3 separate regions of the Mus musculus genome follow, and regions 2 and 3 are each linked to region 1. A link is a loop called in an ENCODE intact Hi-C map of the cell type or tissue named here. Cell type or tissue: left cerebral cortex. All regions are shown on one strand. Links, peaks and the distances in the headings refer to the core of each region. The heading gives the core; the rest is flanking DNA. Region 1 holds the start of Islr2 (immunoglobulin superfamily containing leucine-rich repeat 2). Region 2 overlaps Ccdc33 (coiled-coil domain containing 33). Region 3 overlaps Ccdc33 (coiled-coil domain containing 33).

Region 1 (7,224 bases), core at 697-5,696:
GAATTTGGGAGAAAGAAAAGCATAGGACTGGAGGGGCGTGTCTTTGCCTTTAAACACTTTTTTCCCCCCTCTCCAAAGCAAGCAGTGGCGCAGAAAGACCTCCAGTGGGACCTGCTGAACTGCGCTGCCTGGCTCTCCCGGACCCTTTTCCTCCTGCCGCCTGCTAGCCTCCCCCTCCCCGAAGCTTCGTTCAACACGATGCATAATTGATAGTGTTAGCAGAACGCCTCACCCTCTCTGTCATATTTTGCCTGGATCTGGGCAGATACAAATCCTGGTTCCCCTCCACCCCCAATCACCGCCAGACTAATTCGCCAGATTAGTAGGCGCAGCCCTGCAGGGTGCGCGGAGAGGAGACGCCCACCTCCCCAGCCCATCGCAGACCCTGCTCAGCCTCTTGAGCCTGAACTCCACGCTCAGGTCTTTTGTGGCAAAACCAGCGCGTGCACTCCACTGCCCGTGGGCTACCTAGTGCTCACAGTGGAGTGGGTGTCTTCTGAGCTCCTAAAACATTAGGTTGAACTCACCCAAGTGTCTCACTCTGCCCTTGCTTGCTGCGGGCTAACAGGACACCAAGGTTGCCCACTAATAGTGGCTACAGGGACCAGGATAGTTACAAAAACCGTTTGCTCCTCTTGAGTGCTGTGGACTAGGGACTTACAACCCCTGAGCATTTCCTGCACCACCACCCCGCTCCTCAGTATCCTCTCAGCATCTCTAGCAAGCTGGCCATCAACCCCTGCATGCTCGCACCCCCCCCACACACACACACACTGTGAAAGCCTAGGCAGCAGCCACCGCCCTGCCATCTCACACCCTCATGTAACAGCTGGCCTCAGCAGACTCGGGACTCGCTGTTCTCTTTGGCAAACCCTGGACATTTCTTTTAGCGATGAGCAGGAGAATTTCAAGGGATGTCTAGGGATTTGACTAAAATGCATCATCTCACTCCCCCGCCTATGGCATCCCAGGAGACAGAGCTGCTAGCCAGAACTGGTAAGGGGGCATAGATTTTGAGAGATGTGTAGAGAGTCCCCTCCTTCTCTTTCATATACACTGTAATACTGGGGTGCTGGGGTCTCCCAGCCCTCATCAGAGTCAGTCTTCTGTCTTGGTTGGATGGCAGTGTGTTTGGGGCCTCTGCAGAGATCAATACCCCGATTTGAGTGTTAAGCATTTTAATGAGCTAGGGAGGGGGGCGCAGAGAGATGCAGGAAGAACGCTGCATCTAAAGGGACCACCCGGCAGGGTTTCTGAGGCTCCTTTGTAAATTAAATATGAACACACTGGTGTGTGCTCACTTTGGTCCCTCCCTCTTTCCTACTCCTGGCTACGGGCTGATGGGACCCCCACAAACTCAGCCAAGTTCGGAATCTAGAACTTCACACCTGCTCGGGCCTGGAAACCCCACAGACCGAACCAGGAGAGGGTGCTTGAGCGATCCAGGGAAGATGTCTTTGAGAAGGGAGAGGAGATGAGAACTCTGACTCCTCCCTGCCTGGAATCCTGTACGTCTGAGGCCGTCCAGCACAAGGCTCTAACCTGGGACAAGGCCTCAGAGATTTGGAATAGCCGCCCGATACCGACTTCTTTGTCTGCAAAGTAAGAGGAATGTCTGTCGTATTGTTCATGTTCTAGCAACCTTGAGGGGGTGGGGGGTGCCTCGCACCAGAAGAGGGTGTGGCAGCAGAGGGACGTTCTGCTGTTCTTAGTGTTCTGGGATGGAGAATCCTGAGGACTTTCCTGGTGGGGGAGAGAAAGACGCAAGGCGTGGGCGTTCCTCCGCCAGTGAACATCCACTCATCCGATTTTTACTTCTAGTCAGCTCTCTTTTTTTGAGTTTGGAGGGACGCAAGCCTGCAGAGGGATAACTTAGGAGGAGCGAAGGGCCGAGGGCTGGAAGGAAGAATGGGCTCATGAGCTCTCTCGATCGCACGGACGTGCAGGAGTGTCTGGGGTAAGCTCTCCCAACTCTGGCTTTCTTCCCTAAAGAGGTTGAAACCAGGGGACTCCCTGTAGAGAGGGCGGTTCCAGCGTCTACAGAATAGTTTAAGGGCGTGGCGACCACGCTGGCTGGGGTACTGATTCCCGTGGAACCCAGCTTCCCACCCACTCTCCCGAAAAATGCTTCTGTTGCCCGAATTTGCACCAGGGAGAAGACATCCCTTACCCCGTCTTCAACCCTGCAGAACCCAGTGCCGGTCCAGACAAGGCCAGCCGGAGTCGCCGCTAGCAGCGTCCGCAGGGTCTTGGGTAGGAGCTGCAATTCCTGATTCAACCACTGAGCTCTGCTAGAAGACGGCAGGCAGAGCCCTGGCGCCGCCCAGAATTGCCGTCGATTGCTTTTACGGTTAATAATACCTAGGGAAGGAGAGACGGCATAGAAACACTTCCCACCTCCCACCCCTGCCCTACGTCTTTGATCTTAAAGGAACAAGTATTTAATCAGGCGAGTGCAGTAAAGGGGGGGGGGGGGAATGAGCGACAGAAAAGTTGTCAAGCTGGAAAACAGAGGGCTTCCGATTCAGAATCTGTTCAGTTCAGGGACAAGCTTTTTACCAAGCTGCAGTCCTGACTCCAGACAGACGCAGAGACCAAGAGCTAACGCCCCTAGACTTCTTTGTGGATTGACCTCCACAAACTTCAACCTTTGAGGTCCCAGGTTGTCCAAGTGGTGGGATCGCTGAAACCGAAGGCTCCTCGGACTTGCTCCCCGGGCTAGGTCCGCGGAGATCTGGAGTTCAACCCTGGTACCCGCGCTCCCCCTGCTGGATACTGCCTGAACTGTGCAGAAACAAGGCCTTGACCTTGAAGGGATGGCACGAGCAGGCCTGGGCACCAAAGAGCCCTGCCTGTGGCTTTGCAGTGCTGTTGGGAAATGCTATCGCCGGGGCATGCTTGACCAAAATCCTCGAGTTTTCTCTAGGTATACCCAGTCTGTGCCTCCATGAAAACACAATCGGCCCTCCTTACTCTAACAGGTTTGGCCAGTTCGTGGCCCACTGGGTTCCCAGTGCCCAGAATCCAACAGTGCACCATTCTCCTGCGAGTTAATTGGTGTGCATAGTTGCACTGGCAAGAGAACTCCCATCATACCTCCCTGACCCTGACCAGGAGCGCCTTCTCTTGCAGGCCTGTCCCTGCCTCTCCTTACTTTGCCCGAGGCTTCTAAAATGTCTCTGAGCTGACAAAGGAAACTTATTGGCCTTAAGCTGGGCTAGAGTGGGGGAAGAAAACGGAAGGAATGGGTGTTTGACTAAAAGTTTAGGCCAGGTAATGTGTGCATGATTCTGCAGCAACTGCTCTGTCATGCGCCCTTGTATTTTAATGTGGTGCGTGGGTGATCTGATGAACTGGCCAAAGGGTGTAGGAAGAGCTTCCAAGAACAAGATGGCCTGGCATCAGTAGCCTGCTCGGGAGACCTTCCCTCCAGCTGCCCTACATCCAGAAGCTGTGGAACACACTGTCTCACACTTTACAGTGCCTGCAAGTTAACAAGTTCACACACACACACACACACACACACACACACACACACACACACACACACACGGCGGGCAGGAGATTCCAGCAAGCATTTCCACTTTTCTTTCCTAACCTAATTTCTATCAGAAAGGTCACTCCCCAGAGAAGAAACACTCCCTGTTTCTAAGCCATCATTTTTCTTTCCAGCACCAGACTCTATCACACACCAGTTATGAGGCCCTGGCTTAGCCTCTCTACATCTCTAAGAAATAAAGGACAGAGGCTGCAGAGATGGTACAGTGGTTAAGAGCACTGGCTGCTCTTGCAGCAGACCTGAGTTGGACCCCTCCCCAGGCATCAGATGTAGAGGTGGCACACAGATATATCTACCCATGCAGCCATTCCCCCCTCCTGGTGAAATAAAAATAAATAAATCTTTAGAACGAATATGAATGAATTTCCTCATGAGTATTAAACGAGCCAAGACATTGTCAAGCACTCAGTCTATGGTACTTGGTGCTTAGTGAAGCACATTTTCCTCACCAGTTGCTGGATAGAATCAGCCACCATTGTTGTCTTAAAGCCTTGGGTCTAGATGAGATGAACACGCTGGCACGTGTGTTCCTGGTGCTTATGTCCTGCTTATCCCACAGGGAGAAGAGCTTGGCTCTGCCCGTAGACATCTTTCTTCACCACCTGCCCCTTCTGTGAAGAGTCAGAATTACCCGCTATTATCTGTGCAGGTTTTTTGGTTTCATATCCTCAGCAGATTGCGATGCATGTGGCTGTCACCAGCATGCCTGCCTGGGAAGCAACACTTGCCACCACAGCATCGGCAGAAGGTTTTTAATTAAAACTGCATTCTCTTTAAGTATTTATTGAGCTCCGGGACTTTAATTATTTTTCTAGAGAAAAACAAAAGCAAGCCCACATTTTTTGTATGAGAAGACTGTTGATTTCTGAGGAAAACAGCAACCTGTGGCAGGTAGCTGGAGGCAGTGGGGAGGGATTTCTGGAGCGGTTCAAATGAAGCCTGACATTATTAACAAACCCAGGTCTAGCCCACGACCTTCCTTCCAGAGCTTTCATTAAATTAGCTTAACATACTGGCATTGCTGTGAGCATTAGGCGGCTCTTCTGGCGGTAGCTTGTGTACTCTGTCTGGGTGTGCTTTTGTTTTGCCGATTCTCGGGACTTCTTGGAAGGCATGGCACTCTTCATGCATGGTGCCCCACTCCACCAATGCAGGGCTGGCTCCCCAAGGAGAGGGCCCTGAGTGGCCAGCTTCCCCATGGCAAGACTCAATGTGATCAAGAGTAGGGAAAGGTAGGAAGGGTGATGGAGGAGCATGGTCCAGCAATTAGTAACGGCATTTTTCACCGAGCTAGATGACCTGGGCCTCAGGAGCCACACAATGGAAGGACAGGATGAATTCCTGTAAGTTGTCCCCTAACCTCTACATGCACCAGTGATTGGCGTGCACACACACATATACACAAAGATTTAAACATCTTAAAGAATTTAAGGGCTGAAAAGATGGCTCAGAGGTTAAGAGCAGGATCTGAGTTCAATTTCCAGCACCCACATTGGACAGGTCACAACCAACCACATATAATTCCAGCTCCAGGTAGATCCGATGGCTTTGGGTTCTTCAGGGGTATCGTGACTCATATCTTAGAAGATAGATTTTCTGAAAGAGAAATCAGGGGCAGGGTGCTGGGGTGTCATGCAAGATCCATTTGCCAATGGTAAAAGTCCCACCTTAAAGGGGAGAGACCAGTAACCTTGTCATCTTGCAAAGCAGGCTGCAGGGCTGGTGGACTCTGTGCCATATCAGCAGCCCCTGGGCCCTTTCTCTTCTCTTACCCTTCATAGGATAGCTGGCTGTGCTCACTGAGGCTGTTAGAGGATTTCAACAGCAGCACAGACCAGTGCCCACCAGACCAGTGCTCGTTTTCTGAAGCTGTAGGTTGTGACGTCACATGGGGTTGTATAGCTGGATGTGTGAGCTGTGAAGACTCTGGCAACAGTAAAAGACTTCTGAATGAACAATGATCAAAGTTAATTCAAAATAGCACTCTACCAGAAGAGGTGTTTCGAGCAGTGCTTGCCCGTGTTGTAGCTTGCAACATCACTGCCGGCTTGGTTCTGAATACACACCATGAACACTTTGCTCTGTGCAGACCGCCATGACACCCAACAGGAACAAAAGCCCCGAGAAATGCCTTGGTTCACACTGAGGACTGTTTTATGTCGTGAATGGCAGGGGGTTTACTGTCCATACAAAGTTTCCTGCTCTCATAGAAACATAATATTTTAATCAGGGAGACAATGACAATATCTTTCTATAGTCATTTACATCCTATACAGTGTATACATATCAAATTAGTATATCTTTGAATTGTATTGAATTAGGCTGTTTGACTTCCACAATTGCTGTGTAAATTCTTAACTTGAATGGTATTTTTAAAATGATAAGGAGGTACTTCCTCTTCCTGTAAGCAGCCAGAGGTGGCCTGTGAAGATGGCTTGCTACTCTCTTGACCCAGAACCCCCCCCCCAAATCATGCAAATCAAGAGGTTCAAACCTTCCTGTTCACTTCAAGAAGACCCGGAAAACTGCCCAGGCCATCAAGGGTATGCATATCCGCAAAGCCGCCAAGTATCTGAAGGATGTCACTTTAAAGAAGCAATGTGTGCCATTCTGGCGGTATAATGCACCCAGGCCAAAACAGTGGGGCTGGACACAGGGATGGTGGCCAAGAAAGAATGCTGAATCTTTGCTGTACATGCTTAAAAATGCAGAGAGGAATGCTGAACTTAGGGGTTTAGATGTGGATTCTCTAGTCATTGGACACATCCAGGTGAACGAGGCACTTAAGCTGCGCCGACGAACCTACAGAGCTCATGGCCGGATTAACCCATACGTGAGCTCCCCCTGCCACATTGAGATGATCCTCACTGAGAAGGAACAGACCTTTCCAAAGCCAGAAGAGAAGGCTGCACCGAAGAAAAACATATCCCAGAAGAAACTGAGGAAATGGGCTGGAGAGATGGCTCTGTGGGTAAGGGCACTGACTGCTCTTCCAAAGGTCCTGAGTTCAAATCCCAGCAACCACATGGTGGCTCACAACCATCCAAATAATGAGATCTGATGCCCTCTTCTGGTGTGCCTGAAGTCAGCTACAGTGAACTTATGCATAATAATAAATCTTTACAAAAAAGAAAAAGAAACTGAGGAAACAAAAACTCATGGCCTGGGAATAAATTCAGCATAAAATAAATGCAGATAAAGTAAAAAAAAAAAAAAAAGAAAGAAAGAAAGAAAAGGTAAGTAGGGGCTGGAGAGATGGCTCAGCAGTTAAGAGGATGCCCTCTTGTGGTGTGTCTGAAGACAGCTATAGTGTATCATATATGTAAAATAAATAAGTAAATCTTTTAAAAAAAAAGCTAAATGAATTTCAATGAATTTCAGCTTGGTATTAAGACAGCACCTCTAACAAATTAGAAAATGTCCCTGAAAATACTTCTGCCACTAGTATGCGAAGTGAAGTTCTCAGCATTAGTGATTATAAATCAAAATGACAATCAACTCTGACAGATACTGAAGATGTTTTATTATCTGCAGTGTCAAATATTTGGTGAAAATTTAACTTTTTATGTAAAAATAAATAGGCACACACATCTCATCTGCATGAAAGTCAATTTGCTTCCATCTTTAATAATAATTATTGTATATATGAATTGTTTTAAAATAAA
Region 2 (7,224 bases), core at 1,297-6,296, 150 kb before region 1:
GGGGAAGATGCATGTGCATCAAGATGCAGACTTCTGGGTTCTGAGTCACAGGCCTGGCTGACTCAGGCTGCTATGGGATCAGGCTCTGGCTTAGAGCCTTAGACCTGAGCTGGCCACTCCTGTTGTTGGCCCCAGTTGGTGACAAGATGGGGTTAAGTACCGTAATTGTACAATATCAGGTTGGAAGAAAAACTGACTAAAAGTTTGGGGGCTGAAATTGTCTGTATTAACACATAGGCTTGGCACTGTGTGCCTAGTATCATGAGTCGGATGAGAGGGCTGGCAGCTTGCACAAGGGACTAGCTCCAGTGCCCAGGTCAGCAAATCTCCCCAGCTCTCCCTGCGTCCACTGCCTGTGCCTCTTTGAGAATTGATGACTCAGCCCCAAGAACTAATGACCTCATCTTCTCTACCTTATTTCCCGTGGACACCACACCCTTGCCGGCCCAGCACCAGTTACTCAAGGGCAGGATGGTCCGTGGAGTGGACCACCGGGCAGTGCTGGCATCTTGCTGAGAGTCACTTGCTCCAGCCTCATTAAGTGTGATGGAGAGGATGTTATCAAATCCAGGACCCCACCCGTAGATCAGAGCCCAGCTTGACCCAGAGAAGGGAAGGTCTGCAGGGGGACTTCCAGGCACAGGTCTTCCAATGATTTGGAGCTCTCTCTGAGGGTAATTTATCCTGCCTCTGGGGGCCCTTGCCCTGGGTGGTCACTCCTCAGCATCTCTCAGCCAGATCCTTCAGGTACTTGGGCCAGGTCCTGAGCTGGCCAGCCCACATTCCAGCAGCCTTTCAGTTCTCTGCACTACACCCTTTCTCTCTCCTTCCTAGAGGGCTATGTTCCCCCCATTTTACAGATAAAGAAACTGAGGTCTAGAAAGGAAGAGATGAGCTTGGGATTCAATTCTGGGAGAAGACTGTGTTCTGGTCCTGGTCATGCCCTTTTCCCATACTCTATGTGTCTCTCTGCTGGCCCAGGGCTTCTGAGCACAGGTGTCCTGGAATGGAGTTATCTTTATGTGACTGTCACTTGAGGACAGGCTTCTGGAGAGAAGGTACTGGGTGAGCTGTACTGTCTCCCCTTGCCCTGCGCAGTCTAGAAGATCCCATGAACATACTCATTAGCAAGTCTCCTGAACAGTGGACAGCTCCTTAGGGTCCACAGTGCGATGCAGCCCACACTTGCCAGTCCTCTCAGAGACCTCAAAAGGTGAGCAGGATGATTGATCCCTGGACTTAATATCAGAGAGGTGGAGAGACTTCTCAAAAGTCACATAGCTCTTGACAGAAATCTGCTACAACTTCCCAAATTAGTGCTGGGTTCCAGGTAGTGAGGTCACAAGACCGGACACAAAGCGGCTGCTAGAGAAGCTGCTGACTGCATGCATTCACATGATAGACTTTGGGGAGATAAGCAGCAGCTGGGGTACACAAAAAGGGGGGTTCTTGATGTTTTCAATCCTAGTATGTATCAAACCCCTTCTTGGCTCCTTGAGCTTCCACTTAACTGGTCTTTCCTTCTTGGTCTCTGAGGTCTCTTCTTTCCCCCAGTTTTCCAAAGCTGACTTCCTTTTCTGGGCCTCTGCAGGCACCCTTTGGTTAATCACCGCAGAGATCCCTCCAGGCTAGCCCCAGTGTCTTTAGGTCCAATAGGAGCATAAATGGTAGGTCCACGTATGTCCTAAGTCACATCCCTGGGCTTAGGAGTGAACTGGAAAGCTATTTGGTAATCGGCCTTCTGGAGGATCTGTGACTTCAGGCACTGCTTGATGTTGTAGGGCAGGGGATGCTGGGACCTTGAGTCTCTGTCCAGGAGACAGTCTAGTGATGTGGGTGGGGGCTTTCACCTTGGGTATGGCCTTATGTCTCCTTGGTCAACAGGATCAAACCCTTCCAGTGGGCAGTGGCTTTCAAAGCTGGACAGCACTGGTTTCTACCAGCTCTGGGGATGGTGGTTGGGAGGGAGTGATGGGGGGAGGGGAGCTGGCCAACAGGGGGCCTTGCTCAGCCTGCTTGCTCCCAGCACACACCCACAGAGAGACAATAAATCGACAAACACTTAATCTCTCTGCAAATTGAAACGCAGCTGTAAATATCTGGCGCATCCCAGTAGCTGAGTTATGAGTCTCGTTTATTAATCTCTTTAGTCTTAGGTGATGGATGGAGAAGGAGAATGGCCCGTCTGAGACGCAGCGGGGAAGGGGAGGGTGAGGAACTGCGGGCAGGGGACTGGGGACAGGTTCTGGAGATGGAGTCATGGGGGAGGCCTGGAGATTTGTGTCTGTTCTTTTCAGTCTCAGAGGGTCTTACAGACCTAACATTTTCATTTCCACTGCCCACACTCTTGTTAGCTTTGCCCACAGCCTCAAGAGGGAGCAAGGAGACAATATTCCTTTCATTTAACAATGAGAAGGCGGGATCAGAGAGGTGGAATGGTTTCTCTAATCTCACACAGTCCTGGAAACAGACAGAAGATAGCCTGTTAGAGCTGTGGGTGCCAAGTGGAGCCTGAGTCTGAAGGAGAGACAACAGGTCCGGTGTGGGATGAAGACCTCTCTCCTCTCCATTATTTCCCAAAGGCCTAGTAATTAATTCTCTTTCTCCTTTCTCACTCTTCTCTCCCCATTCTCTTCTCCCACTCTGTGTGCCCCCCTCTATCCTTCCTTCCCTCAATCTTCCTTTTCTTCTCTCTCTGATTCCCTGTCTGTCACTGTGTGTCTCTCCCCTTCCTTCTCTCGGTGTCTCTCTTCCTCTCCCCCCTTCTCTTTCTGTATGTGCCTGATGTGTGAACATGCATATGTAATTGAGTACTTGTCTGATGTGTGTATGTATGTATGTATGTATGTATGTATGTGTTGTGTGTGTGTGTGTGTGCTTGAACGCGCGTGTGTGCCACATGAACTGAGGAAGCAAAGGCAGACTCAGGAAAGAGAAGAAGCTGTTGAGGTCTCAGCTGGCTGTGACTTTCACATATTCACAGCATTTATTTTTAGAACCCCTTCCTCTTGGTTCCCTGGTTAGGAGGTGCAGAAGTGCGGGTCCCTGGGAAGACTTCCAGCCTGGAGGAGCAGGACCTATGGGGCCTTTGTAGGTGCATAGTGGACATGTGCCTTGAGGTCAAGGGCAGAGAACTGGTGCTGTGTGAGTGATAGGAACTGGATAGACTATTCGAGGCAGAGAAACTGGGGGCAGTAGAGCCTGCAGGATAAGAGGGATGGGATAACAGCTAGGCAGGGAAGATGGATGCTGGCTTCAGTGTTGTGACCTGAAGGACACCCAACCAGGTGAATATTTTGGCACTGAGGTGAGCACAGGTGGCTCATGTTCTTGGTTGCCTGGGTTTCTGTCCCTCTCCTCTGCTCTTTGTCTCTATGGTTCTGCAGAGGTGATGGCTATAACCATAGAAGATGTCCTCTCAGGGCTAAGGGGATCTTCTGCTTGGCCTTGGTCTTGCTCTGCTGTGGCTGGTAGCCACTGAGGTTTCTTGCATAGGATGCATCCTCTGCCACTAGGTGGCACTGAGTGAGCCAAGGCTGCCGTTGAGCCTGCTGTCACCTGGGTGGGGTCTAGGGAAGGATAGAGGCTCCAGCCACACTTCAGAGAACTAGGGCACATCTGCTCCGATGTCTTCTGCTGACAGAGGCAGGAACTGGGGCCCATAGAGGGGAGTGGAGTTCAAGGTCACTTCAAGGAGAAATGAGAGTGAGTGCAGGGCCCAGCATGGAGCCAGGCCAGGAGAGGCTCGGCTTTGTGATCAGAGGCTACTGAAGGAAGCAGAAAAGATGAAGGGTCAAATGGGGCAGGCCTGGAGCAGAAAACTGTCCATGCCATGGAGATGGCCAGAGTAGATTTTCCCAGAGCAAAAGGGCCATGCAAAGAGGGAACAAAGGCTTCAGCCTACACGGGTCTTTGCTACATGACCAGACTCCCTTTCTCAAGGCCACACGGTCTTCTCTGCTCCCCAAGGGAGCAGCTCTCCCATGTTACAGACAATCAGGGCTCAGGGACATGAAGTGACAGAACTGGGCAGGCACAGCAGGGATCCCCTCTGTGCCAGTCTGGGGAGGGTGGCCTTGGCCTAGGCAGTCTGAGCTCCTGGCCTGAGCCTGAACTTCTTCAGCTATGTGCCTCAGGTGAAGCCAGCTGGCCTTTCTCTCCGTGTGCAAATGGAGCCCTGTCAGGGGGAGTCACCCTGCCACCCCTAAGTGCAGTTTAACCAGGACAAGGACAGCTAGTGACTTAAAGAGTCCTTGGGGTGAAGGTTGGAAACTTGTAGGACCCACAGACTCAGGAAAAGAAAAGAAAATCTTGAGCTAGGGAGTGGGGGCAGGGATGTGGGGATGGGAGGAGGGTGGGGAAAGGCTTTCAAAGAGAGAATGAAAGAAATGAGTTATTCCAGTGTGGGGAGCTCAGAAAAACTCCACTGAATCTTTTAACAACCCTGTCAATTATTCATCTTCTAGCATGTGGGCCCTCTGGTTGGCCACAGAGCTGCTGTGAGCAGGGCAGAGGGAGGGAGTGAAGTGAGAGAAGAAAGAGAGGGAGGGAGAGAGTGGGGGGTAATGTCAGAGAGAATGGGAATACCCAGAGACAGTGGCATGAGTGTGTGTGTGTGTGTGTGTGTTTATGAGCATATGTGTATGTGTGTGCGTGCATGGATATGTGCAAGTGTGTGCACATGTGTGTATGTGTGAGTGTGTGTGTATGATTGTGAGTGTGTGTATGAGCATGTGTGTATGTGTGTGTATGTGAACAGATAAGTACAAATGTGTGCACATGTGTGTATGTATGTATGATTGTGTGTGTGTGTGTGTGTGTGTGTGTGTGTGTGTGTGTGTGTGTAGGGCAATGGAGGGAAACAACCCCTGCTTAAACCCCTGGGTGGAAAAGACACTGAATACCTTATCTAAAGCCTGGTCCTCGTCTTTCAGGAAGCCTTCTTAGGTGCTCTCTCCTTCTTCTTCCTCTCTTCCCTCCTTCAGGGAGGTCCTTTGTTTGGATCATGTTCCCCTGCTTGTCTGTCCCTCACATATTCATGCTTGTCTGCACGGTGTGGCTGATGATCTGTGGCTGCTTGTGTCCAGTTCTCAGGCTTCAGTCCTGTCTCTTGCCCCCATGGCTTCAATGGGTGTAGGACTGGGCACTCCTTGGACTGGGTCATCCTAGGCTTCTGACTACTTGGAGATGTCTCATGAGTGTTTGTGAGTGGAACCCCTCAGCTCATCTGCAGTGGCGCTGGCACCAGGACACATGGGCTAGCTGGCATGAAGTAGTTCAGGTGTCCATGGGCTAAGGACGAAATGCTGGCAAAGTAGGTCTTGGGAGAGCTGTCCCTTCAGAGTGACTGGGAAGATCAACACTCCCAAAAGCATGTGTTCTGGGCTGCTTGTAAGGGACACAAATACTTCCCTTAGTTCTGCCTGAGGTCTTACCCTTGATCTCACTGAGCCCACTCAGTACTGAGCTTTTTATTGCCCTAAAAAGAAAAACCACCCTTGAAATGACTGCATCAGAGCTAGGTGCCTAGAGATGGCAAGAAATGGCTGGGGTTTGTAGCAGTTCCAGTTAGGGTCTGTATGCTGTGAGGGGAAGGGAACAACATTGCACAGAAGACCAAAGACCACATCCTCTCTACCTGCTCCTCTGTCCCAGAGAGCTCCCTTCCTAGAGAATGTTCGATTTTCAGTGATCCCAAGTAGGCTCCTCCCCAGGAGGGAGCCAGAGACAAAATGGATCTGAGGCTCTCTGGGGAACACATGGAGACACTAGACAGCGACGGAGGCGCCACAGAAGTCAGGTGCTGCGTGCTGCAGAGAGTGGCTCAGCCAAGGCCACAGGAGAGAGCAGAGGGGGCCACTCATTCATCCTTGGGTCACTGCACAACTGTGTCACAAGGCACTCTGCCTCACCCACAGGCTCTGCTGCGGACATTCCTGACACATGTGCCAAGTCACACACCTCACAACGGTGTCACTGCCATTCAGGTGCCTCAGGGCCCTCAGTTATCTGCTGCTGTAAATCTCTGTTCCACAATTATGCCTCTGTGCCCTGGAGGGCTGGGTGATGTCATCCTACGCCTGGCTCTATTGCTATGCAGCCACATACCTGGGCTTCATGGCTGTACTGTTGCTTGTCACTGTTTCTTGGTTGCATGAGTTCATCCATTGCTATGTAATTTTCTTTGGTTGCCATGGAACAGTGACCCATGGCTGCATAGCTGCCTGTGATTGGCGTGGAACCGTAGACTGTTGCTACCCAACTACATGCTATTACTTGCAACTGGGCTCTCCTGTATGGGGGAGGTGCATGGCTGTGTTTTGCCCTCATCTTTCTGGCCTTCAGCCTGTAGGCGTGTAGGATAGCAACCAGGACAGAGTAATGGCAAGCAGGGGTTGCAGGGAGAGCAGGGGTGGGGCAAGTGTCCTTATATACTGTGTTCGAGTGCTCAGTCAGGCATGGGAAGATAAAAGCTGAAGCCAAGAGTCAGAGGGAGGGTTTGAAGTTAGGATGGGTCTGGAGTAGACTGGGATGGGGGAAAAAGGGCCAGGCCCACTACCTTCCACGGGGTATGGAGGGTAGGTTAGCTAAGCACTGGCCTCCATAGCCACCCAGCATTCCTTGGATGCTATACAGCATGGGAAGCCATGGACTGGTATCACATTACTTCTGGACCAGGTCACAGCCACTATTGGTAAAATGAAAGCAGTCTCCCCTCCCCATGGTGGTTATTCTTGCTCAGAGCTTTTCCTAATGATTGATCTTAACTTCCCAGGCTGCAGTCTGGTCTCTCTCCTTCAGTTTAATACCAAAGTTAAAGTCAAGACTGTCTGTCTGTCTATCCATGTTATACCATCCTTCCTTATTTTTGAAGTCATGGCTTCAAATGTCTACCCATCAGATCCATCCTGGCCTGAAAGGCTCTTTCGCTCCCAAGTTGTTTTCCCCTCCCTTTCCCATCGTTATCATCCTTAATCAATTTTATAGGTTCAGTGAGCCCCAGCCCAGCCATTTCACCCCCTTTATGTCTCCCACCACAGACAAATGCGCAGCAGTCGGTTATGTATGTTTACTACTGCATATGAGCCAGGCCCTGAGACTCGCTACCCTCAGCTCAGGCCTGACCAGGGATCTTGACCACTCCCACCTGTGGGGCTGGACACTGCTCACTCCTTGCTCACACTGTGTCCAGGATTTGGTGGTGGACCTGGGAGGCTTGTCTAG
Region 3 (7,224 bases), core at 1,148-6,147, 170 kb before region 1:
ACACACACACACACACACACACACACACACACACACAGAGAGAGAGAGAGAGAGAGAGAGAGAGAGAGAGAGAGAGAGAGAGAGAGAGAGAGAGACTGAGATCTGAGATACAGGCAAGCAAGGTTCTGGAAGAGAACGGCTCAGAGATGGGAGGCAAGTGAGCCCTCTGAGCTGCCTGTGGACTTCTGGGCTGTGGGATGCCTTGCTCCTGTGGGTGGGCCTCCCAGGATCCAGAAAACACAACTCTACATCCAACTCTCCCCTGGTCTCCAGCTGCCTGGGGGCGGAATCCAACTATATCCCAGCTATAGTCTCCCACCTGCTGCATGGTGTGCCATGGCTTTCTAGGGGAGGGGAGTCCCCAGCCAGCAGGAACTCATCGGACACCACCAGTCATCTGCCACTGCTGTCTAGCCTTCTGGCTATAGTCCCTCTGACTGGTGCCAGTATTGGCTCTATCTCCCTAGCATCTGTTCTGGCTTCCCCAGATCTATGCCCATCTGGTATCTTCAGACAGAGTGCTAACTGGGACCCTGAACCTGGGACCACACACACAAACACAAACACACACACACACACACACACACACACACACACACACAATTTGGTGTCAGGGACATGTGTGGAACTTGGGACCTCCTGGAGGCCTAGGTGTTGCTGTGAGCTCAGGTTGGGCTGTGCAGGTGTCAGAGAGTTGGTCTTACTTCTGTTTCAACGGGTTGTTCCACTTAAACTCTTTTTCTTTCTTTCTTACTACCCGGGGCTTGCTGGCTCCCCCTCTGCTGGGTGGCCTTCACTTTATGACTCATCCGATGCCTGGCTGGATCTAGGGCTCAGAGCTTGGCTGAAGGAAGTCTCTGATATCTCAACAGAGGATATTCATCTTCTGTACTTTCCTCGATGCTTCAGTATCTTATGCTGCTCTGATTAGAGTGGCCCCAAATGGGGTTATTAGCTTATATGGTTATCGCCTCCATACATACACAGTCCCATGTGCACAGATACAGGAAATCATATTCAAGGATGATCCATGCAGCACAGTCTATAGTCTTACACTAACTACTGCTTCTCTGGTGCCTGGTCTGTCTGTAAGGAATGTCCTAGAATTAATTGTCCTTGTACAGAGAGTAGGCCAGACTATTGCGAAATGAAGAGATCATGTGGGGAGTCAACACCATTCTGACCTTAACTGGGAGGGGATGTGTATGTGCACATAGAAGACATTTTGGACAAGAGGTTGCCAGCCCCTTGGGGTCCGGTTAGCAGGGGATTATCCTTTCTAAGACCCCACTGTTCACCATCTCTGCAGTTCTGGGCTGTGAAGGGACTAAGCTCTGATCTGTTATTTGTACCCTCCCTACAGAGGAAGAAAACAGGGATCATAACGAAGAAGGGAAGGACAGAGGGAGAGGTTGGCTTCTGGTGAGGTGGCCCTGCCACAGCCATCAGGTCCTTCTGGAGGAGGATCAATGGGTCCCAGGGACTCCATCCCTTGAAGAGTAGCCCTCCCCTTCTCTTCCTCCCCAGCCTCTTAGCCCAGCCCTGCCTATTCACCCTGGAAGAGGGGCTTCCGTCTGGAGACTGTGTGGGCTCCTGCCTCATCTTCTTTACTCTGGCCAGAGTCTGTTTCTGTGGGAACCTCAAATGCCTCCATTTGCATGGCCAAGTGGGGACCTTGTCAGCACAGCTGGGCTGGGAGACTGACCACAAGGTTCAAGCTGGCAGCCCTGACCTCTAGCCACAGCCTGCAGCCGGGCTGCCCTCAGGGCCACGCTGTGCGTCATGTCCTAGCCTTGAGAACCCTATGCTCTGGATTTTCCTTGCTGTCTCACTCTCTTGTTACCTTCTGGGGGAGGGACAGGTATGCCCGACTCAAATGCCACTGTGCCTGACCCCAAGGTTCCTTACCCACTAACACTCCCTCCTAGGACCTTCAGAGCCTGCCAGAGTGAGACAAGTCAGAGTGCCAGGCTCTGCTTTTCCCAGCTGCCCAGGAGTGGACTTTACTGCAGTCACAGCACAAAACTCCAGTGTCCTCATCTTCGGGATGAGAAGTCAGCCCCCAAGGACTAGTGCCATCTGAGGACAGTAGGAAGGTTAGCCCTGATGAGCACTAGGGTGCCTGGAAATAGTAACTCACTTCTTAGAATCACTTTAAGTTTCTTTAAAGACATATTCAAGAATGGCCCTGGGCAGTGGGCCCCGAAATTCTTCTTATGGGATGAGTCACAGTGGGAGGACAGTGGGGATTCTCTGACAAGTGCCCTAGGGAGATTGCTTAGACCCTGGTCAGTGCTATGGTAAAGTATAAAGCATATTACCCAGTGAGGATCTTCTAAACACACCGCCAACTATGTAGTCAGGATAGCCCTTGTACCAGCGCTATGCAGATAGAGAAACTGAGGCTGTGAGCAGCGTGCCCAGAGACTGTCACAAAGCCTGTGCCCAAAGCAGCACGATATCCCCCAGGGTGCTCAAGGCTTGCTGAGTGCCACTTTGTACAGTTCTGGGCCACTCAGGTCCTAGAAGAGAGCCAAGCTAGACAGTCCTTGCCTTTGGTGGTTCACTCTACACTGATGGGGTAGCAGACACTTCCCGTGTCTGTGGCAGAAGGGGCTTCCAGGAGGCCCGTCTGGGCTAGGAAACCTGAGAAAGCTTCCTGGGGGCATATGGGCAGGCTGTACCTGGGAGGAGGAGGCAGAGGAGAAGTTGTGGGGAGGGGAGAGCAAGGGAGAGCAGCAGGGCAAGCAGAGACGTGGGCTCAGGAGCCTGGTCTCTGCTGCTGGGCACTGAAGGGCCCACGCTGGAGGGGGGTATAGTAAGGGCTCGCTGGCTGCTAAAATACGTAGGAACAGAGGGGTATAGGGACCAAGAGTAGTGCTGCATGAGAGGCGGCGGCACTCTTGCCTGGCAGAGGCTGTGGGACCCTTGCCTGGCGGAGGCGGCAGGACCCTCGCCTGAAGTAGGAGGCAGTTCCATAGAAACAAGATGAAGACAATGGGTGTGGACCCAACAGACTGTGGGGGCACTGGGAAGGCAGTTTTCTAGGACATGTGTCTCAGGGAGAGCGCGCATGTTCAGATTTGAGAAATGGGGAGAGAAAAGACCAAGGTATTGGTGGTGGGTGCTGAGGAACCTCGCAAGTGGCAAAAGCCGGGTGGCCGAGCCAAAGCCACGGGGCTCCTGAAGAATGCTGGGGCTGTGGAAAGTGTTGACAGGGTTGAGAGCAGGGATCTGGAGCCAGTGGGCTAGCTTAGCCTTTGGTCCTAAGCCCCACGGCCAGTGCTGGTAGGCACGAGATGCTGGTGTGTGGTTTGTCTTTGCTGCCGCCAGAGGGCAGCCGCCTCCCGCCAATACTCTGCTTTTAGTCTGTCCCAAGAGGCGGCCAAGGCTTCCTGAGATGCCTGGCAGCCTGTGTGGTAAAGAGAACTGAATAGTGTTTCAACATCTAGGCACCCTCCCCACTCCCACCCCCCAGCACACATGTCCTTTCTCCAGGTGATCCAATAGTTCTTCCCAGACCTGGGCTGGCTACGATGGGCGCCATCACACAGCAATTCTTAAACGTCAGCTGGGTCCTTTGTTAGCTCGAGGGCAGATTACGGGCCTGAGGCATGAGGGTGAGCTTGGAACAAGACCCATAATAAAGCTATCTTAACTTCCCCCACAGCGGGATCACTTGGGGCTGACTTGAAGCTGACCCTCACGCACACAGAACCGGCGGGAAGGAAGAGCTGTGCTTTAGAAAGCGTTAGTTACTCTTCTCCCTCATGTTCCCACATCTTTGCAGAGAGAGAAAATTCTTCTGCCCAACTAGCATACTCCACAGACCTAGAGCTACCAGCTGCCTTTGTAGAGCCCAGCTCTCCCCTATCCCTAAACCCAAGCCCACACCTAAGGATGGCCAGGTTCTTGTCTAGTTTCCTTGATTGTAACAGGTCTGAAGGGAGGCCATTCCATTCCCTTTGCTGAGGTCTGGTTGGTCTTTTGTTTCATTCCTAAGGGGTACAGGTACCCTGGATGTTTATAAACAGAGTGTTCTGTGGAACCCAGGCAGCCAGGTCTAGGTGGAGGACCTGAAGTGCTACCCTGCCCCAATTCTCTCCACCTACCCAGCATGGCTCTCAGCTCCCAGCTACCTCTACTCTCTACACAGCCAGCTTCTCCTCCAGGCCCTGCCTCCTGGCTCTCTGCGTTCCTATAGCTAGGTCCTCCTCTTAGCCTTCCTTCCTTCCTTCCTGGTGGAGCATCAGGACAGCTGAAAACCCTTCCCTCTCATGGAGGGGTGGAGTCTAAGTGTGTGTCCCGTGTCATTCCCCTCCCAACCCCAAGCAAATTGGCCACTGGCCTTGGAGACCCTTAGGAGGTGGGAAAATGACGGGAACTCTCCTCTCTCCTAAGCCCACTGTTTTCCCAGGGAGAAGCCCAACTAACCAGGGGAAGAAGGAGCCGTGGTAACAGCCTGGCTGCCCTAGCCCAGCCTCCAAGCCATTCCTACTGAGGACACAGTTGAAGCTTCACCTGCTTTGACCAGCAGCTACCCTGACCCATACCAGGATGGCAGTGCTATCTACTAGCGACCACGCCCACACACCCCAACAGCCAGTAGCAGTGTGGGCACTGGCCATGCAGAGGACCTTACTCACTGCTAGAAGTATAAATAAGAAGCAAGAGATGAGGGAGGTGTCTCTGGCCAGGCAAAGGCCAGTAAAGAAGCTGGAGGCAGGGCTAGTGTGGGCATGGGCTGGGACTTCCTGGAAGTCACACCCAGCCTTTTGTTTTTATCCTTTGCTCTGAGGCCTTCCTCAACTTTGCCCCATCTTTAAGGGTCCACCCTGGGGCCCCTTCTCCCAGGAACCTCCAGGGAAACTGTTGGGTCAGATCCTGGTTTCTGAGGCAGAGGTGGGACTTGATTAGATGATGTTTGAGAAGAGCTGCATCGCAGGCCGGAGGCCAGCACAGCTGCAAGGTCTGGGCCCTCATAGCATACAGGTGGACTTCATAGCCACAGGTGGACATTATAGCACACAGGTGGACTTCATAGCCACAGGTGGACATTATAGCACACAGGTGGACTTCATAGCCACAGGTGGACATTATAGCACACAGGTGGACATCATAGCACACAGGTGGACTTCATAGCCACAGGTGGACATTATAGCACAGGTGGACATCATACCACACAGGTGGACTTCATAGCCACAGGTGGACATTATAGCACAGGTGGACTTCATACCACACAGGTGGACTTCATAGCCACAGGTGAACATTATAGCACACAGGTGGACTTCATACCACACAGGTGGGCATTATAGCACACCCATCGACATTATAGCCACAGGTGGACATTATAGCCACAGGTGAACATCCTAGCACACAGGTGGACCTGGCCAGGGATCTGGAGCAGGCCCAGTTTGCCCGGCCTGCCCAATTATCCAGGGTGGGTTGTGTCCAGGGTGTCAGCCTCAGGAGCTCGGTGTTAGCACAGAGAGTAGTTGGGAGCCATAGCAGGTTCTAGAATAGAGGACCTATTCATCTGAAATTCTGTTCATCAAATAATTTCCCTTGACTGACAGCTGGGCCTCTGAATCACAACAAATCCATGCAAAGTGCTATTGCAAATAGTTTCCCCTGCTCTATAAAGGTTGCCCTCCCGGGGATAGGGACACAGTAGCTCCTTTATTCAGTCCAAGGTTACAGCAAAGAAACAAAAGCACATTGCATTTTCTCTGTCTTCTGTTCTTTTCCTTCCCAAGCAGCAGAGAAAGCTTTTGTGCTTACCTTCCTGAAGCTCTGAGGGGCTACAGGGCCTTGGCCTGCATCTGACCCCGGCCCCTGTTTAATTGGCCCCTGCAGGAGCCAGGCTGGCTAATTGGGCCGAGCCAGGACCACAGGGCTGGAGCCTGAATGGGCACAGAGGTTTGTAGAGCTTTCTGAAAGATGCCATCTAATTTCCTGCTCCTGTGCCCTGCCCCCAGGCCTTGCTCGGCTTTACCCAGCTTTCAAGGCTCCACTCTGGGTCCTCCTTCTCCAGAAAGAGCCTGTACCCTGTAAGCCAGCATCAGCTTTCCTCCAGCATGTGGCTCAGAGTCCTGCCTCTGCTGGTTGCAGTTTGGAGCTGACCTGACTGACCCTTGCCTTCAGGCCAGGGAGTCCAGGGCTGCTGTTCAGGGGGCTGTAGAGGGGACAGAGCTCTCCCCAAAGTGATTCTGATAACCCTATCACAAGGATCCTTCCCGTTGGTCACCTCCTTATTCCCCTGCTTTCAGAGAGAGGCTGCCTGTGATTGTACCCATGGGCCTTCTCTGATGCTGTCCGCTGACTGCCAGAAGCCCCGTCCTCTGTTTTCTTCCCCTCATCTGCCTTCTTCCTTCTCTGGGTTCTGAGTGTGGGCTCTAGTGGCCTGGGTTAGAACCGGGACCCCCATCAAAGGTTCCTGAGACCAGGATCAACTAGGAGTGGTGTCCTGGCCCTCCCCCACCTTACCTCCTACTCAGGCTGGCTCTGGGAATGCCTCTGCTGGTTGCCTGGCAACACACCCTTACACACCTGCAGCTTGAAGGAGCTGACCCATCATGAGAATCAATGGGTATGGGGGCAGACTTACAGAGCGGCTGTCAACTAGGCCCAGGGCAACCTTGGGAGCTGGAGGGGCTGGGTCTCCTGGCTCCCCCATCTGTGCAGATAGCAGCTCTGTTACCCAGTTTGGGTCCTCGGGGACTGTTGCTACAACAAGTGTCTGCTTGGTGACTGGGGCTAGCCCTGAAGCAAGCAGGAGGCAAACCATGGGGCCTCTTTCTTTTGAACTGAGGCGGGGGACCCTTGGATGGGGTGATAGAACAGGCTCACACATTGCCAGTGAATTGCAAGGAAATGACAGGCCTAGAGAGGGCCATGGGGGGGGGGGTGTCCTTCAGGACCTTAGGCTTCTGATACTGCTACTTAGAAACCTTCCCTATGCCCTGTCCTCCAGCTCTGTCTTGTCTGATTGTCCCCTTTGTCTGTCTCCTTCTTATGGCTCTTTCACCCACTGGTCTCGCCCTTTGTCTCCCTGAATCTCGCTGTACTGTCCTAGCCGTACCCAGGCCCCAGCAACCTAAGCTGGGCTCACCCTCCTCCCAACAGGCACAAGGCTCCACACCCCACCCGTGACCCCAGAGGCCTCCAGCTCTGTTTTCCTGACGGCCTGGGCAAATTCCTTTCCTTTTAGTTCAGTGCAGACAT

The links. Peaks named below come from ENCODE experiments on the same cell type or tissue, not always from the same donor. Only the 100,000 strongest peaks of a DNase experiment are listed, where the experiment ranks them.
Region 2: it touches region 1 in a loop (5-fold over the local background); 20 of 42 quality-filtered maps call a loop at or near these places.
Region 3: a loop joins it to region 1, with 7 times the contacts of the local background. A loop is called at or near these places in 31 of 42 quality-filtered maps.

Annotation. Positions count from the first base shown.
Region 1 is chr9:58,202,049-58,209,272 of GRCm38, forward strand. It overlaps Islr2 (immunoglobulin superfamily containing leucine-rich repeat 2), which reads right to left and starts at 237. Exons shown (of 3, transcript NM_177193.5): 1 at 1-237. It also overlaps the pseudogene 1600029O15Rik. In left cerebral cortex, for the core only: CTCF peaks have their summits at 2,236 and 2,781 (motif pointing left); DNase peaks (open chromatin) are centred at 861, 1,445, 1,773, 2,227 and 1 more place; H3K4me3 peaks cover 1,008 bases; H3K27ac peaks cover 1,058 bases.
Region 2 is chr9:58,049,752-58,056,975 of GRCm38, forward strand. The region is part of intron 11 of Ccdc33 (coiled-coil domain containing 33); the gene reads right to left. Among named protein-coding and RNA genes, the nearest start is that of Gm16130, 21 kb to the left of the region's middle. In left cerebral cortex, for the core only: CTCF peaks have their summits at 2,361 (motif pointing right) and 3,501 (motif pointing right); DNase peaks (open chromatin) are centred at 2,406 and 3,537; H3K27ac peaks cover 1,325 bases.
Region 3 is chr9:58,035,357-58,042,580 of GRCm38, forward strand. The region is part of intron 11 of Ccdc33 (coiled-coil domain containing 33); the gene reads right to left. All of the region lies in intron 4 of Gm16130 (predicted gene 16130), which reads left to right. Among named protein-coding and RNA genes, the nearest start is that of Gm16130, 6.7 kb to the left of the region's middle. In left cerebral cortex, for the core only: a CTCF peak has its summit at 3,326 (motif pointing right); DNase peaks (open chromatin) are centred at 3,348 and 5,903; H3K27ac peaks cover 40 bases.